Regions from separate parts of the Homo sapiens genome. Here region 1 is linked to region 2. A link is an interaction called in ENCODE POLR2A ChIA-PET data of the cell type or tissue named here. Cell type or tissue: PC-9. All regions are shown on one strand. Each heading gives the region's core, and the rest is flanking DNA. Links, peaks and the distances in the headings are about the cores only.

Region 1 (8,236 bases), core at 1,529-6,528, 1.2 Mb before region 2:
GGTGGGAGGGGGAAACAGGATGGGTGCCCAAGTGTCAAGATGCCAAGCGGTGGGCTGGGCACGCTCAAGGTGACCCCGTTGCCAAGCTGTCAGTGTGAACATCAGCACGGTCTTGCTTGTTGGCTAAGGGGAAGAGAAAAGCCTATGGCCCTGTGAACTTAGCAACCAGCTTCTCCAAAAACATTACAATCAGAAGCTCTTGTTGCAGCCAAAACACAGGTGCAGAAAACAAGCGGGCGTTCGCACATGCACGTGCACAAGGTGTGCAGAAGTTGAAGGCTCAGCATGCCACAAATTCCGCACTCCCTCCAAGCACACCTTATGCCTCATGTTACAGATGTCTTGAGGGAGGAAGGGAGGGACAATTTAGCAAATTGGGAGGTGCAGCAGGGGAAAAGGAGTCATCCAGCCAGAATTCTCCCCATCTCTACCCAGAAACTCCCTCTCCTTGCTTTGTTGACGGCGCTGAAGCTTGGGGGAGGCATAAGTGAGCCTGGTGTGGGACTGACCCTCAGCCTCCAGGAACACTATCGGCAGGAACACAGCCCGTGTGGGATGCCTGGGGTTGCAAAAGAAAAGTTATTTCAGGTTCAACTGAGTTATAATTTATTTTTTCTAACTGATCATTACTGCTGCGGCTCTATAAATAACCACCTAGGGAGTCTGCTTTTCTGCTCCCAAATCCTCAAAAAGCATTGCCAGGTTCTCTGTGGTTTCTGGCCTGCCAAGCACACAGCACATTTCTTTTCTGTGCAGCCCTTCAGGGAATCCTTCTGCAGTGCATGCCAAGGAATCTGCTGAGTTCTGCCCAACTCAGTCCTCCCCTTCCTGATCCAATTCCTCTCCTCCAAACTGGCCATCCAGCCCTCCTCCCCCATTCCACAAGAGGCCCCTCTCCCTGGACACAGGTGGTTCCCAAGCCAAGGTCCCGGCTTCTCTCTGTTTACTCTGCTTCCATCCAACTGCAACCCTCCATGCTTAGAAGACAAGAGTTATTTGTACTACAGAAATCCAGCTGTGGCATCATTTGAGGTCAAGCCCAGGAAGAAAAGAGGGTTGGTCTGATGGTATCACCAGTAAAATATCAAGGGTCAATACCACCCCAGGAAGGGTGGCTGTGGTTTACATGAAATCAATTTAAGTGATTTAAAGAAGAATGTATTTCAAGTACAACTCAGTTTAACCAAGTATAGAAAAAAAAAAATCATGTTCCTGATGATGTTCTAAAGGATGTACGTTTAGGCCCTTTCTAAATAACATGGGGTTTTCTCCTTAAACAGAGGAACTAGACGGGAACTAATATTCATCAAGACCCACTCCACACCAAGCAATTTTGTTTCATTTTCACAACATGATGCCTATGAGGTATGCATCCTCATGCCCATCTTGTAGATGGGAGTCCTGAGAAAAGGACTTGCTCAAAGTCATGCAGAAGGAAAGAGGTAGGGGTGAGACTCAAGCCCAAGTTTTTCCCCTGCTACCTCCTATTACCTCTCTAAGCTAGAAGACTGGAGTTTCAATGTATGTTTATTTTTCTAACTTTCAGATTACTTTTGCAGCTCAGAAAGCAAGGACAACCTGGATATTTCACCACAGTTCCTTAACAGCCATATAACTCTTTGGAGTTAGCCTCTCCAACTAGTTAACTGTGAAATCTCAATCAATCAATCAATCTCTCTCTCTCTCTCTCTCACCATTTATTACGACAATGACCATAAAGGCTATGGTCATTCAGGTTGCTTTAATGGTCTAAAAATGAGAGCTTATGTATTTTTGAATAGTTTTAAAAATGATCATTCCTAACATTTACAAAATAATGGAAAACATAAGTTTTACCCAGTAATCAATGCTCCACGGAAGGTTAGGTGGCCCTGCAGATGCTACCACAGCACTCTGCTCTGTTGGGACACCTTTTCCACCATATTGGAATGGACTGTTTCCTTGTCTGACTCTCCTTCTAGGCCGGTGATCCCCAAAGCTTTTTGGTCATATGCCCTAACAATAAACATTTGAGTGTACCTGCCTATGTGCACATTTGTTTATTTATAAATTATATTCATGCCCTGTCATTCACAAAAATGGGAAAAAGGATGAGATGTGTGTGGGTCATCTTCCTATGTGTCTATCTACTTCTCAATCATAATTTCTTCCTGCCCCACAATGGACCATCTCACCTTCCATGGTCTCCAACACCGACATCCCACTTTGGAGACCACTCTCCTAGGATATGTGCTCATCATCCCTCATTTATTCATTTCCCACTGTCTCCAGTAACACCTACCCTATGCTGGGTACTATGCTAGGTGCTGGGGATAGTGGGTGAACCACATGGACAAGGATCATGTTTTCCATAGAGCTTACAATCCAGCGGGTGAAACAGTGTCAGATAATGTCAGAGAGAGAAAACAGCCACAAGAAAGTAAAACAAGATGATGTGATGTTAAGTGATGGAGAATGTCTACAGGGGTAAGAGGGAAGTCACGATGGACCAGACCAGCAGCTCAGCAAAGGCCTCTGTGACCTGCATGAGGAGGGGGTCTAGTGGGAGAGGGGGTGCCTGGGCAGACAGAATGTCAAGTGCAAAGCTTCCGAGGCAGGAAAGAAGGCCATTGTGGCTGGATTATAATACATCAGTAAGAAGAGAGGCTGGAGAAGCTGGAGAGGTTGGCAGCTCAGGCTGGAGAGTCCTGACCCCACTGCTTACTGGCTGGGTGGCCTTGGGTATTAATGCTATATGCTGCCCAGGGTTATTAAAGGAATTATGTAAAGGATTGAAAGAGTAAATCTATGAAACATCAACATCAGTTAGAAGAATGCCCAGCACACAGTTGGCATCAACAAATGACTGCCCCTAGGGTCTGTTTACTTATTTATCATTAGTCTCCCCTGTGGCATGGAAGCTGGGCCTGGCCAGTTTTCTACCCTGCCGAACCAGAGTAGCTGGCACCATGCCCAGCCTATAGAAAGAACTCAATGAAAATTTGGTAAATGAATGGGTTTTAAAAATGGGTAATGGCTAAGGAAAATCAGAATTTGGCTAAATATTAAAAAATAGATTTTCGTAAACAATTTTTTCTAATTATAAAAGTAATGTCATGTCTTCAATATTTTAAACAAAAATGGGGTCATATTCTACATACCGCTTAGTACCTATTTTCCACTCCACATGTCTGTTACAAGAGGCAGGAGAATGTAAGGGTAGGGATGTGGGCTCTGGAGACAGATTGCCTGGATTCACATCCTACCTCCACCACTGGCCACCTAGAGCATCTCTCTGAAGTTACCAAGCCAAAGGACATTTGGGATTTTTAAGGCTTTTTAACACATATTGCCAAATAGTCTTTAAGAAATAGGTGTGAGCCCATCTCCTCAAACCTTCATCTACGCTGACTGCTAACCTTTAGACAATCTTTGCCAATTTGTTAGGGGAAAGAACAACCTTTCATTGTTCTAATTTGCCTTTCTTTAATTACCAGGGATGACTAACAGTTTTTCATTTGCCTTGTTCCTCTTGCGAATTGCCTGTTCATGTTTAAAAAGGAAGCCCGTTTTCATAATTAGATGCAGCAGAGTAGGTGGCCTCAAAGTGAACTCCCTACCGCTGGGAAGGGTTGAGCAGGGCCAGGTGGTTGCCCATCAGGGAACTGGGCATCTCTGTGCCTTGTGGACAGCAGAACTGGATGAGCTCTGAAGTCCTTTATTACACTGGGATCATTTCACTCTTGTCCAGACCAGCAAAGGTAGCAGGCAAACCTCAAAGAAAAGATGGCTTGCGGATCAACAACTGGATTCTGAAGACCTCCACCAGGATTTCCCAAGGTGGATTTGATGCCTAAACATCTCTCATAAGCTTCTGCATAAAGACACCCCAGTTATATCGGAGAGAAGAGTCAAATCGACATGGTTATGCCTCTAGTAGCTACAGCATGCCACAGTGGGGGAATTCCTTAAATCTCCCCCTTGACAAGATGGAAAACCTTCGTGGTCATAGATCAAATCCTACCACAACAAACATGTTCATAATCAAGGTCAGCATAGCACAAAGACTCCTAAGGTGGGGCCAGTGGTCTGTTTATCTCAAGCTATAACTTTTTTCCCTGCTTTGCATTTGGCTTTGGTACAAGAATTTGACATAAACACCCTCCTAACCCCACTCCCCTACAGGTATTTACATAGCAATTTTCTCCTGAGCTGGTCAAAACCCTGCTAGGACTTGGAGAATTCCATTGTGTTTGTAGTAAGCAGACACCTGGAGCCAGATAGCTCTTAGAGAATAAACTATTCTTGGATTGGAAAGGGATCTGAATGTATCTGACGCCCTCCTTTTGCAAAAATTTTGCAGTGTTTTCAGAGGACCTTCTACATTTTCACTAAGGGGATATTTCCCCCTAATATCTCCACCATTGCCATTGTTGGAGTTTCCTGCTGGGTCTGGCCCCCACAGGTATAATGCCAGCTGGAAACAGAACACTCACATCTCTTAAATTACTCCACTAACGAAGAAGTCACACGTGGAATTAGAATTCTGGCTAATTTTCCTGTGGGCACACCTTAAGCACACAAACCTGAAAGCAGCAGAGCAGCGAAACTGGCAGCCAAAATAAAGCAAAAAGAAGAACATCTTCCAGGAGGGAGGTGGAATCAGATTGAGGCAAAGCCAGGACTAGGTTCTTGGCAACGTGATTAAAATCCCGAACTACGAGGGAGGAGAGGCCTTGCTGCCAGCCCCTCAGCACACTCGAGCCAGGGCACTGGAGGTGGGTGGTGGTTAAAAGCTGTGTGCCATTCACAGCCTATAGCACTGCCTGTGTCCGTCAGTATGGGCAGAATGGCTAATGACTCCAAATAAAACTCCTACACCATGCTCCATCTGGGGACCATGTTATAGCTGAATACACAAAGTCACTTTGTAGCTTGCCCGATAAGTCCACTTTAATTCCTCCAAAATAATTCATGGAGGCCTGTGAGCACACTGCACCAGGCCAAGCACTAGGGTTATAAAAAAGAAATGAAAAAAGAAAAACCTAGTTGCTCTACTCTAAGGGCTTATGATTTAACCAAGGAGATGAGATTCACAATGGTAGCTGGCAATACGGTAAATCAAGGCACAAAGAATCCAGGAGTGTGTTCTGCTAGAGGCCCAAGAGGGCAGCTGGCATTTTCAGGAGGATGCAGGTCAGCCTTTATGGGAAAATGGATTGAGTTTACCTTGAAGGGTGGGGAAATTTTAGGCAGGTGGCTAAGAAGTGAGCTGGCCTCTGGGGATGTGGGGAGACTGTGAGCGCCGCATGAGACAGGCTCTGCATCCTGCACATGCTGCCTGCATTTCCAGCCCTGGGAGGAGGATTTGTGCAAGGGAGGCAGAGATGAGAGCGTTGATAGGAAGGAAGGAGGCCAGATTTCAGAGAGGTCTGAATCCCACACAGAGAAGCTTGGGCTTTCTCCAATAAGCTGCAGGGAGCAGTTGGAGACTTGTGAACAGCAGATTAACATAATTAAATAAAAACTTCAAGACTTTAGCTTTTTGTGGGGATGCAGACTAGACGAGAGGTGATGAGAACATTAGAAAGCTTTTACAGTGTAGACCAGGCTGGCCACGGTGTTGGCAACGGGAGAGAAAGAAATAGATCTGGAAGATACCACAAAGCAAATATCTAAAGGGCTTGGAAACAAATTTGGCCGGGGGGCGGATGAAGGATGAGTCAGGGGCAGTTCTGAATTTTAAAACTTGGGGGATGTGAGGTGGAGGTGGCATCGTCAGACATAAAGACACAGGTTCGAGCAGCTTTACAAGAACTTAAAAAGGCCAGACCACCCAAAGGTGGCACTGACTGGAAGCACGAGGCTACGGACAATGCTTCCTCATTTCAAAGGGGAGTTAACAAGTTAAGTGAAGTTTTATCCACCAATGAAATGGCTGTCTGTCCAAACAAATAAGCAACAAGTGTGGGCTCTGCACTCCTCTCCACCTCTCTTGCTCCTTCCGTTGATGCTCCCCTAACATTTATCTGACCATAAGCTAAGAGCAGTCATGAGAACAAGATAGAAATCCTCAGAAATCCAGAACTCTAATCCTTCCTTCTGCTGAAATACTGTAGGGCTTAGTTATTTTCACACTTATGCATATGCTTCAGTGTGTAAGAACTGAGTCATTGTTTTCTTTTCTCCTCCCCTCTCCCCTCTCTTTCCCTCCTCTTTGCCACCCAGCACCTCCTCTGCCTCCACCCCCAAGCCACTGCAAACATCCTGGCATGCATCTCTCCCCATCCATTTCTGCATGGCTGTCAACATTTCCCATTCCCTCCAAGCTTGCCTCCTGCCTCCTATTTCTTTAGACACACTGGGAGTCTAAGAAATGAACTACAGATTCAACAGGACTGTGGACCACAGATCTTGACAAAGACAGGCAGCTTGTTGTGAAAAGAGAATTGGAGGGCAGGTCAGAGACTTAGGTTTTAGGAGTCAGGCAAGGGAATCAGATAAAGATCCCTGAAAACAAGGGATATCATCACTGCCCAGCTTTACTGACGTAGAGACAAGTTTTCTCACTTGGCAGATATAGACGGAAGATAAGCAGGTTCCCTTTCAGATGGTAACCCCAAGTGCAGTGGCTCACAGCTGCAGTTATTCTGAATGGCAGCGGGAGGGAAGGAAACAATGAATGCACACACACACAAGAGCAATGCTTAAGGTGAAATGGACTTGAACAGTCTCAAATGCACACCTCCTCCAGTTCCTGGAAGGCAAGGATGAGTCAAACAGAAGTTGAATTTCACAGGCGTTCCTCCTCCACTGTCACATACGTTCCCAGACGCAGAGTCATCTGTGCACATGTCACCCAGCATCGACTGCTACCAGCAACTGCCTCCTGGGAAGTTAAGCTGCAGGGTCAGATCTGCTTCTGCTGGGGAGCTGAAAGTAAACTGCGTAAGGTGGGGGTGATCCCAGTAATGTGAGGGCAGGAAAAAGCAGAGAACGCTGGAAAAGGATGGCAGGAATTAACATGGCTCTGAAGAGAGGAGCCAAGGATCACCTGATCTGTAGAGCCTGGAATCTGCAGTTATTTCTAGTTTCCTAGACAACCCTGACTAAACTAGGAAGACATCTGAACTCCGGCTCAAAAATAATATAGGTTCTTGGAATGGGACAAAAGAAGAAAGGAAAGGGGAGGTGATACCATGTGCCAGTTCAGGGAGTGGGGACCAGACCTTCAGAGAAAGGAAGGTCTTCCCAAATGGAAGCTGAAATCCCAGTGGGCATTATGCTTTCTGTACTTTTGCATTTGTAGCCAAGAGCATGATTCTAATTCTGGTTCTCCAGCGGAGGTGCGGGCAGCACATGTGCATGAGTTCGTCAAAATTGATCTAACGGCACACATAAGATCTGTACATTTCACTGTATGTAAATTAGATCCTAGTAATTCTACCTCTCTCAATTAGTTGGTTGTGTGACCTTGGACAAGTCATTTAAATTTTTGTAGTCCAGGATTCTCCATCTGTCAAGCTGAAGCTAAGAAGCTGGCCTCTAAGTTTCTCCCTGGCTCTAAAATTTACGATTGTGAGAGCTGATTATTGCAGGAAATGAGCAAATACATCCAGATTAAGAAGGGCCGCAACTATTGATAGAAGCTAAGAAGAATTTCTGAATGGGATTAGCCATCTGCAGAAAATTCCCCCTAAATCATCCATCCTGGAATCAGACGTGGAGAGAGGTGAAGATTCCATCCTCTGCACCAAAAGGAAGTGGCAGCCCCTCCTGGCTCTGCATTTTCCCCTCCTTCCCATCCGCTCTCCCCTACAGACTCTCTAAATTCTTCCACTGGAGATTCCCCAAGGGCTCAGGATTGGGACAGGCCTTTTCTTCCCTTCCTTCCAAATTTCCTTTGGGTTTATAGCACCCTGGTCGGGTTCACAGGAAGGGAAAGGAGAGGGAAGAAACCATTCACATTTGGGTGTGCGTAGCAAGCAGAGAGCTGGAGGGTTACAGAAACTTAGAGGAGGTCAGAGCCAGACAATCATCTCCCCATCCTATGTCTTATGGATAAGAAAATGAAGATGCAGAAAACTAGTGTGACTTCTCACCATTTCTAAAGCCCCGGAAAGAACAGATCAAGGAGGCAGCTGTGGCCATCTTCAGGCTGGTTCTTTCACATAGAGATGCTCCTACTTACTCCATAAATAGTTTGTCATGGGCAACTTTCAGACAGAGGAGCTGGAACTACCCTAACCGGGCACTG
Region 2 (8,236 bases), core at 1,523-6,522:
TGTGGTCATCCAGGAAACACTAGAATCTAAGATCCCAGAACTGGGTAATGATAAGGTTTAGATCCGGCCATGGGGGTCATCAGCTGAACAAAAGTAAAGGAGAGTTTGTCAATAGACTCCGCTAGGTTGAGAAACCTGGAGGACAAAGGTGATGCTGAAGGAAGTGATAAACTGCTCTGGAGTTCAAAGCATTGAGGGATCACTCCTTGTGCTTATCATGAAAAACACTGAAACCTGAGTTGATTCTTGAACAATAGATGGGAGAGGACAGATGTGAAAGTGGGAAGTCTTTCAAGGTGAAGGTACAGCCAGACAAAGTCATAGAAGGGTGAAAGCAGGGGGCATATAGTTTTAAGTTGGTTGTACTTAAGGGTGCATGACACAGTGTGATGGGAATTATGCCTAGGCTTTGAAAGTGTCCTGATTTGGGCACCTCACAAAGTAGATGCTGAATCAAGGATTTAAGAGGGTGGGCAAGTATTTTATTTGAGAGGATGTTGAAGGGAGCACTGTGAAGAAGTGGCGAAGAGAGGCAGAGAAGAGAGGAAAGCCAATAAAAGATGAGTAAGTTGGGTAACTGAGGACCCTCTGAGAGACTCTGTACAACACACTTTAGAATTGTTCCGCAGAAAGGCAACGATGTTGGAGTATTTGTCTGCCTATTCTGGTAGGTCCAGAATTCCAGTGGTTGAGGGTTGCTCCCCAGGACATCAACTCTCTGGCTATTCAACCCTGCCCAGGTGGGTGAGCCACCTCCAGCCACCAAAGAAAGCCCTGGGGCAGAGGACTGTGAATGCTTGAGGCGTGAAACCACCAGTGTGTACAAGAATCCTTCACAAAATCCGTAGGTGACTTTCCAGATGGGCTAAGGGGCATGGGCAGGGTACCAATAGCACCTGTTTTAGAAAGGAAAGTGAGAAGTGTTCATGGAAGCCCTGCAGTCCCACTAGAGGTTTGCTGTTTATTTCTTAGGCAATGAGAAGCTCTCACCAGCTCCGGAATGTGCTGTGGGAAGAGGAGGTGAGATGGGATATAGTGGATCCTGGGTAGAGGCTGTGTGCGCAGCAGGGCCGGGGGAGTGGGAAGATGGACAGGAGGGGACGGCCTTGTGAAAGACCATTGCAGGGTTTGAATGAACAGGATTTGGCAAATGATTGGGTGTGGTGCAGGGGTGGGGTGAATGAGCAGGGGAAAGACAGAATACCAAGAGCATGGTGCATCTCAGCAGGAATGAACATCTCTAGGACATGTCTTATTTAGGAAGCATCAAAAGGGTGAAACTAGCAGGGAACATTATGTGCTGAAGAGACCAGGAAATCTTTTCTGAGCATTAGTCAGTTGGATTTCTCTTGCCTTTAGCTTCCTTAAAAATTATAATAAAGTCAATTTTTATTTATTTTATTATTTATTTATTGAGATGGAGTCTCACTCTGTTGCCCAGGCTGGAGTACAGTGGCACAATCTCAGCTCACTGCAACCTCTGTGTCCTGGGTTCAAGCAATTCTCCTGCCTCAGCTTCCCACGTAGCTGGGACTACAGGCACGTGCCACCACGCCCGGCTAATTTTTGTATTTTTAGTAGAGACGGGGTTTCACCATGTTGGCCAGGCTTGTCTCAAACTCCTGAGCTCAAGTGATCCACCTGCCTCGGCCTCCCAAAGTGCTGGAATTACAGGTGTGAGCCATTGCGCCAGCCCGTCAGTGTCTTTCTCTTCCTGCAGCCACATGACCCTTGGTTAGTCCAGCTCTGTTGACCCTGATGGACTTTTTCCCTGTTTGTTACAAGAATTGGGTCTCTTTGATTCATACCTCCCCATAGACTGGAAACTTCTTAAGGACAGATTATATCTGATTTATCTTCATATCCCCAGTACACAGCATATAATACACCTCAATGGATACTGGATGATGAGAATAATGATGATAGTTTCCATTTATTGGGTGTTTAATCTGTGTCAGACACTGTGGTGAGCCCTTTTCATATATTACTTCATCTCATGATTGGTATTTTAAAATTTCTTGGCCGGGCACAGTGGCTCATGCCTGTAATCCCAGCACTTCGGGAGCCCAAAGTGGGCAGATCACTTGAGGTCAGGAGTTCAAGGCCAGCCTGGCCAACATGATGAAGCCCAATCTCTACTAAAAATACAAAAATTAGCTGGGCGTGGTGGCGGGTGCCTGTAATCCCAGCTGCTCAGGGGGCTGAGGCAGGAGAATCTCTTGAACCTGGGAGGTGGAGGTTGCAGTGAGCCGAGATCATACCACTGCACTCCAGCCTAGGTGACAAAGCAAGACTCCATCTCAAAAAACAACAAAAACAAAAACAAAAAAAAATTCTTTGGTTGTGGGTAACAAAATTAAACTCAAACCAACTTAGGAAAAAATTAAAAAGATGTATAGCACCTAATTGAAAGTTCCATGAATCAGTGTAGCTTTAGGCTTGTCTGGAACCAGGCACTCAAACACTGTTTCAAGGAGCCTTTTTCTCCATCTTTTGGCTTGGCTTTCTTCTGTACTGACTTTGTTTTCAGAAAGATGATCCTTGTACTTAGCAACCCCAGCAGAAAAACAGCATCTTTTCTTCAACACATCCAGCGAGGGGTCCATGACAGACCTTCAGTGCATCAGCTTGGGTGTGTGCACAATTCTGGACCAATCATAAACCAGGGAGATCAGATTTGCTAACTGGCCACACTTAGGTTATATCCCCATCCCTGAAGCCATGGGAAGGGGTCAATCTACCCAAATGTAAAGGAAAATCAGATGCTATATATCTTTGTCCAGACAATGAGAAGAAAGAAACAATAGCTACTTTCTATAATAGGTATCCTTGTTTTCCAGATAAAGAAACTGAGGCACAACAAAAGGAAGTACCTGCCAAACATTATTAGCAGGTGAAAAGGCAGGATTGAATTCAGGTCTCTTTCTCTAGAGCCTGTGCTCCTCCAGGGCAACAGACAGGGTCTTTCTCATTTCTGGGTCCCCTCACTCACGCCCCCAAGATCTTAGCCGACAATTGGTCCTCGATTCCAGTGGTCCTCAAAGTGTGGTCCGTGGACCATGCAAATCAGCTAACTCCTTGTTCCTAGACCACAGTGAGCTAAGTACCAAAATCCTGAGTAAAAAATTAGAAATGTTTTATAGTAATTTGGAATTGCCACAACATGCAAGGGGTGTGACCTGAAAAGATGGGTCTGAGATCGATTGTAGATAATTTGAGAAACACTGCTCTATTCAGTTATACCTAGAAGGAAGGCATGAGCCGTGGGCCTGCAGAGGAAAGCATGGGGTCTCCAATGGATCCACCACAGGGAGGCAGGTGGGCAGACTGCCCATCCCACCAGTCAGATGGTGGTCTTCACTTGGCCAGCCTAGAGAAGTCTTCCTAGGAACCCCACTATTACCATAAGCCACCGCAGCTGATGAGCCTCTCCCATCTCACAAGAAAGGCAGGCAGGGAGGCACAGGCCCAAGCAGCTCCAGCGCCCAAGGGCTCTTGGTTCTAGTCCAGCTGGATACTGGCTGATCCTGCCCAGGGCCTGCAGACACCTGGCACCGTCCTCCTGGGCCGCACCCACCCCGTGCTTCCACACTGTGCCCAGAGGGAAGATGATGGCTGACACAGACTCGGTGGAAAAGCCACCCCAAAACCAGAATTTATTTTTAAGCTGAGGTGGAAGGTCAGCTGCAGGGACACGCTGCCACCTCCCTTCTTGACATGAGCCTCCTTGAGTTGGCACCAGGATGTAGCATGGCTCCCACCCTTGCTTCCCCTTTGGTTGGACACTCTCCAATGCCAGGGTCATGCACCAACAGAGCAGCTCCAAGAAAGAGCATTTTCCAAAGCCCAGATGACTCAGAGTGGTGAGTGTGACCGGAGGGGAGGTTCAGCACCCAGCTCAGACCTTTGTTTGGGAGTTAACGATTCCTCCATGCTGATTTCACCTGCCTGTTCTATCGTGCCCAGTGCGGTGAAAACATCCCAGATACTCTGTATTACAAGGCCAGCTCTGCAATTTTGCTGAGTAACTGTAGGCTGCTCACATAATCTTTCTGTAATTCAATGAGATGACTGCATTTGGAAAAGGTTGGAGCACCCACATCACAAGCCGATTCTGGGGGCGAACTGAGGTAATGCTGTAAAGCACCTCCTATGCACAGACCCATGGAGCATGGGAGTGGATATGAAGATGCTCCCTCACCCCTTCCAGGAAGCTGGTAGCTGACAAGGACTCAGGCTCAGTCACTTCCAGCTGTGTGACCATGCGTAGGTTTCTCAGCTTCCCTGAGCCTTGATCATCTCATTTATAAAGAACAAAATACCCAACTGGAAAGGCTGGCGGTAGGAGTAAATGCAACTGAATATGCAGAAGAGCGTGGCACACAGTAGGTACTCACTGTATGCTCATTCATTTCACACATATTTATTGTTAATGCTAGGGACTAGGTCAACTAGGTCAGGCATTGAGGCTACTATGGTGAGCAAAGAAAGACATACCCTGTCTCTTCCCTAGGAATTTAGTAAAGGAAGTGAATTGTGAGTGAAACAGATAGGCACACAGATAATCAAATCACAGCTGTGGCACCCACTACAAAGGTGAGGTGCTAAGTGCTAAGTGAAGATGGGACAAGACGTTCAACTCACTTAGTGAAGTCAGGAAGGGCTTCTCTGAGGCAGTGATAATTGAGCCAAGGTCTGAAGCATGAATGGGAAAGCATTCAGGATGAGGAACAACATGTGCCAAGCCCTGTGATGGGGAATCCTAGTTAGTTAAAGGGACTGAAAAGAGGCCAGTGTGGTAAGAGCCCAGAGAGCAAGGTGGGGATGGGGTAAGGGAGGGCTGGAGAGGAGAGGAGAGGCCAGACCTCACAAGCCCTATAGGCCATGCTATGGATTTCAGTCTTAGTCCATATTTTATAATAAATGCGGGTGAGGATTACATGATCATACTTGCCTTCCAAATAGATCCCTCTGGCTGCAGCTTGGAGGTGAAGTGTGTGCACCAACATAATACAGTTAGCTGTTAGGAGACCACTGCTATGCTGCAGATGAGTGATTAAGGAGTTTGAGGCTAAGGTGGTGATGATGGAGATGGAGAGGAGGGGATGGAGGCAGCTGTGTAGGTGAAGTGGAAGGCGCTTTGTGCAGCATTGCCTAAGTGTGTCAGGAACAATTCCTGGTGGTACTACTGGAGCAGAAGTAGGTTTGGGGATAAGCCTATCAGTCTGGTTTTGAACAGATTGAATTTAGGATATTTCTGAGACATCTGAGAGACAATGACCATTTCCCATCAGGTTTGGTGAGAGGTAGCCCACTGGTACCATTTTAAAATAAAGACATTTTAAAAATATGGAACACATCACAAATTTGTGTGTCATCCTTGAGCAGCTGTATCATTCCAATTTCAATGTATGTGCTACTGAAGCAAGCACACCACTGGTACCTTTATCAAGGGTATTTTTAGTGAGTGATGGAGCAAGAAGCTTGTACATGGGAACAAGGACATTTGTGAGTGATGGAGATGTTCATTACCTTTATTATAGTGAGGGTTTCCCAGGTGTATACATATGGCAAAACTCATCAAATAGTACACTTTCAGTATGTGCAGTTCATTGTACATCACTTTTGCCTCCCTAGAGCTGTCAGAAAAGACGAGTGGGAGGTAAGGACATGGAGACAGTGCAGACGGCCCCTGCCTCTGCAGTGGAGATGAGAAACAGAGAGTGAGTGGTTGCTGAGGGAGATGAGAAGGCGACAGAGGTGGCATTTGTTTTTGGTTAAGAAGGTGATTTGGGCTGGGCACGGTGGCCCATGCCTGTAATGCCAGCACTTTGGGAGGCTGAGGCGGGCAGATCACCTGAGGTTAGGAGTTCAAGACCAGCCTTGCCAATATGGCAAAACCCCATCTCTACTAAAAATGCAAAAATTAGCCAGGCATGGTGGTGGGTACCTGTAATCCCAGCTACCCGGGAGGCTGAGGCAGGAGAATTGCTTGAACCCCGGAGGCGGAGGTTGCAGTGAGCTGAGATCGCACCATTGCACGCCAGCCTGGGCAACAGAGTAAGACTCCATTTCAAAAAAAAAAAAAATGTAATTTGACTGTGTATAAAGGCTAGCTGAAAGGATCTTATCTAGAAGTAGAGACAGAAAATCCAAGAGAAGAAGGGATAATAAGAAACATAGGTTCCTGAGGAAAGGGAAAGGGAGGGCACCAGAATCCAGGTGGAGGGTTGGCTTTAGATGAGAGCGACAGCTTCCATGTTGAAACAGAGGAAAAGAGAAGAGGGTAGATGTAGGGGTGTGTGCATGTCTCTGAATGTCTGCATGTGTATGTGTTCACATGCATGTGTGTGCACGCAGGTGTGTGTGCGTGTGTGTGTGTGTGTCAATGGGAGAAGACAAGGGGTGGCATCTTCTTTCTCTGTTAAGTAGAAGGTGGTGTCATCTCTAAGAATAACGGCAGAGGGGTACAGGTTTGAGGAGTGGTGAAGTTTTTTAAGATGCCAATGGATAGTGGTTGATTACTGAGCAGTGTCCAAGGCCCATTCGAAGTGAGGGTCCTGGAGCTATGGGGAAGCCTCTGGCTGTGGTGGGACTGTCTCAGCAGCATTTGGCTTGCCAGGGACAGGCATGGGAGGATGCAGAAGGGGGGGAGTTTGCTTGACCAGTGAGATGAAGACACAGGGAAGAGAACTCATAGCATTGAAAAGACCGTTACTGAGACACTGCACCTCCACGCTGAGCTGTGATAAGGAAGGACATGAGGAAGAAGAGGGTGATGGGCTGGAAGAAAGTAGAGGGCCAGTGGCTGGAGGGGCCTGTGTCGTCAGAGAGCACAAGCGGAGGGATTCATGCAGTTGGTGAGTGGGAAGAGGAGAGGCTGTGGGCAGCTGGCGAGGTGTGGGAGTTAGAGTTTTAGAGCTGGAGTGGTTCTGGCTGTCAGCAGGGTCCACGGTGATGCTGTGGGAGGTGACTGATGACCAATGGGAGAATGAGTGAATCGATTTGTGTGGTCACCTGAGCCATTTTCTTTCTCCAGTTAGCCCAGCAGCCTGTCTGTTTCTCATCCTTTGGTTTACAGCAACTTTGCCCCCAACTCCACGACTTCCTCAGTCTTCTTGTTTTTTTGAGACAGGGTCTCAGCTGGAGTGCAGTGGTGTGAATATGGCTCACTGCAGCCTCGATCTCCTGGGCTCCAGCGATCCTCCCACCTCAGCCTCCCAAGCAGCTGGGGCCACAGGCACACAACACTACGCTTGGTTAATTTTCTAATTTTTTGACGGGGTCTCACTTTGTTGTTCAGGCAGTTCCCGAACTCATGGGCTCAAGCGATCCTCCTGTCTCAGCCTCCTGAAGTGCTGGGATTAGAGGAGTGAACCACCACAGCCAGCCTCTCAGCCTTCTTTCATGTTTTAGCTCAAAACGTCCCTTCTACTGAAAAGCTTTTCCTGAATGCCAAGGGGGTACTTGTGCAAACTAAGCCTCCTCTGATGTGGAGACTCTGCCACCGTCAACACCTGCCACCACGCCTCTTATTCCATGCTCTCCCCATCTGGGTTTCTGTGTGTCCCATCCCCTTATAATTTTTGTTAGTTTTCTTAAGTGGTGACTTGCATCTGCTGGGTGCTCATCAGGCGTCCACTCTGTGCCTTCACATACATTTCCCCATTCTGTCCTCACAGTAATTTTATGAGAAAGTGGCACTGTCATACCCTGTCTCAGATGAAGAAGTTAAGATTGCAGGAGGGTAAGTGACTTGCTCGGAGTGGTATAACCCGGAGTGGTTTTGCTCATCTTTGCATCGCCAACCCCAGAGCAGAAAGGGCGATGGGTGAACCACTCAGTCATTCTGTCTGGTTCTCAACTCCTCACCCTGCCTAAGTTCAGCCGCCTGATACACACTGGATCCTCAGCAGTGGGGTGCACATGGTCCTCACTTCCCCAGAAGCACAGAATCAGGCACAGCAGAGCCCTCTCAGGTGAGCTAGTCCCATTGCCTGGTTCTTGAGACTCCTGTTAAGGACTGAGTGTTTGTGTCCCTCTTAAATTCACTGGAAGCCATAACACCCAATGTGATAGTATTTGGAAACGGAGCTTTGGGGAGATAATTAGGGTTAGATAAAATGGAGAAGTTGTGATGAGATTAGTGACCTTACAAAAAGGGAGAACAGGCCGGGTGCGGTGGCTCAGGCCTGTAATCCCAGCACTTTGGGAGGTCGAGGTGGGTGGATCACGT

What was found. Peaks named below come from ENCODE experiments on the same cell type or tissue, not always from the same donor. Only the 100,000 strongest peaks of a DNase experiment are listed, where the experiment ranks them.
Region 1: POLR2A ChIA-PET joins it to region 2 with 7 read pairs; 1 of 35 experiments calls an interaction of 5 or more read pairs at or near these places.

Annotation. Positions count from the first base shown.
Region 1 is chr1:41,856,312-41,864,547 of GRCh38, forward strand. The region is part of intron 1 of HIVEP3 (HIVEP zinc finger 3); the gene reads right to left. Among named protein-coding and RNA genes, the nearest start is that of HIVEP3, 58 kb to the right of the region's middle. In PC-9, for the core only: no CTCF peak of the experiment used is centred there; DNase peaks (open chromatin) are centred at 2,883, 4,150, 5,670 and 6,170; H3K4me3 peaks cover 1,404 bases; H3K27ac peaks cover 3,299 bases.
Region 2 is chr1:43,018,206-43,026,441 of GRCh38, forward strand. It overlaps the pseudogene LOC124904715. Among named protein-coding and RNA genes, the nearest start is that of SLC2A1-DT, 63 kb to the left of the region's middle. In PC-9, for the core only: no CTCF peak of the experiment used is centred there; a DNase peak (open chromatin) is centred at 3,526.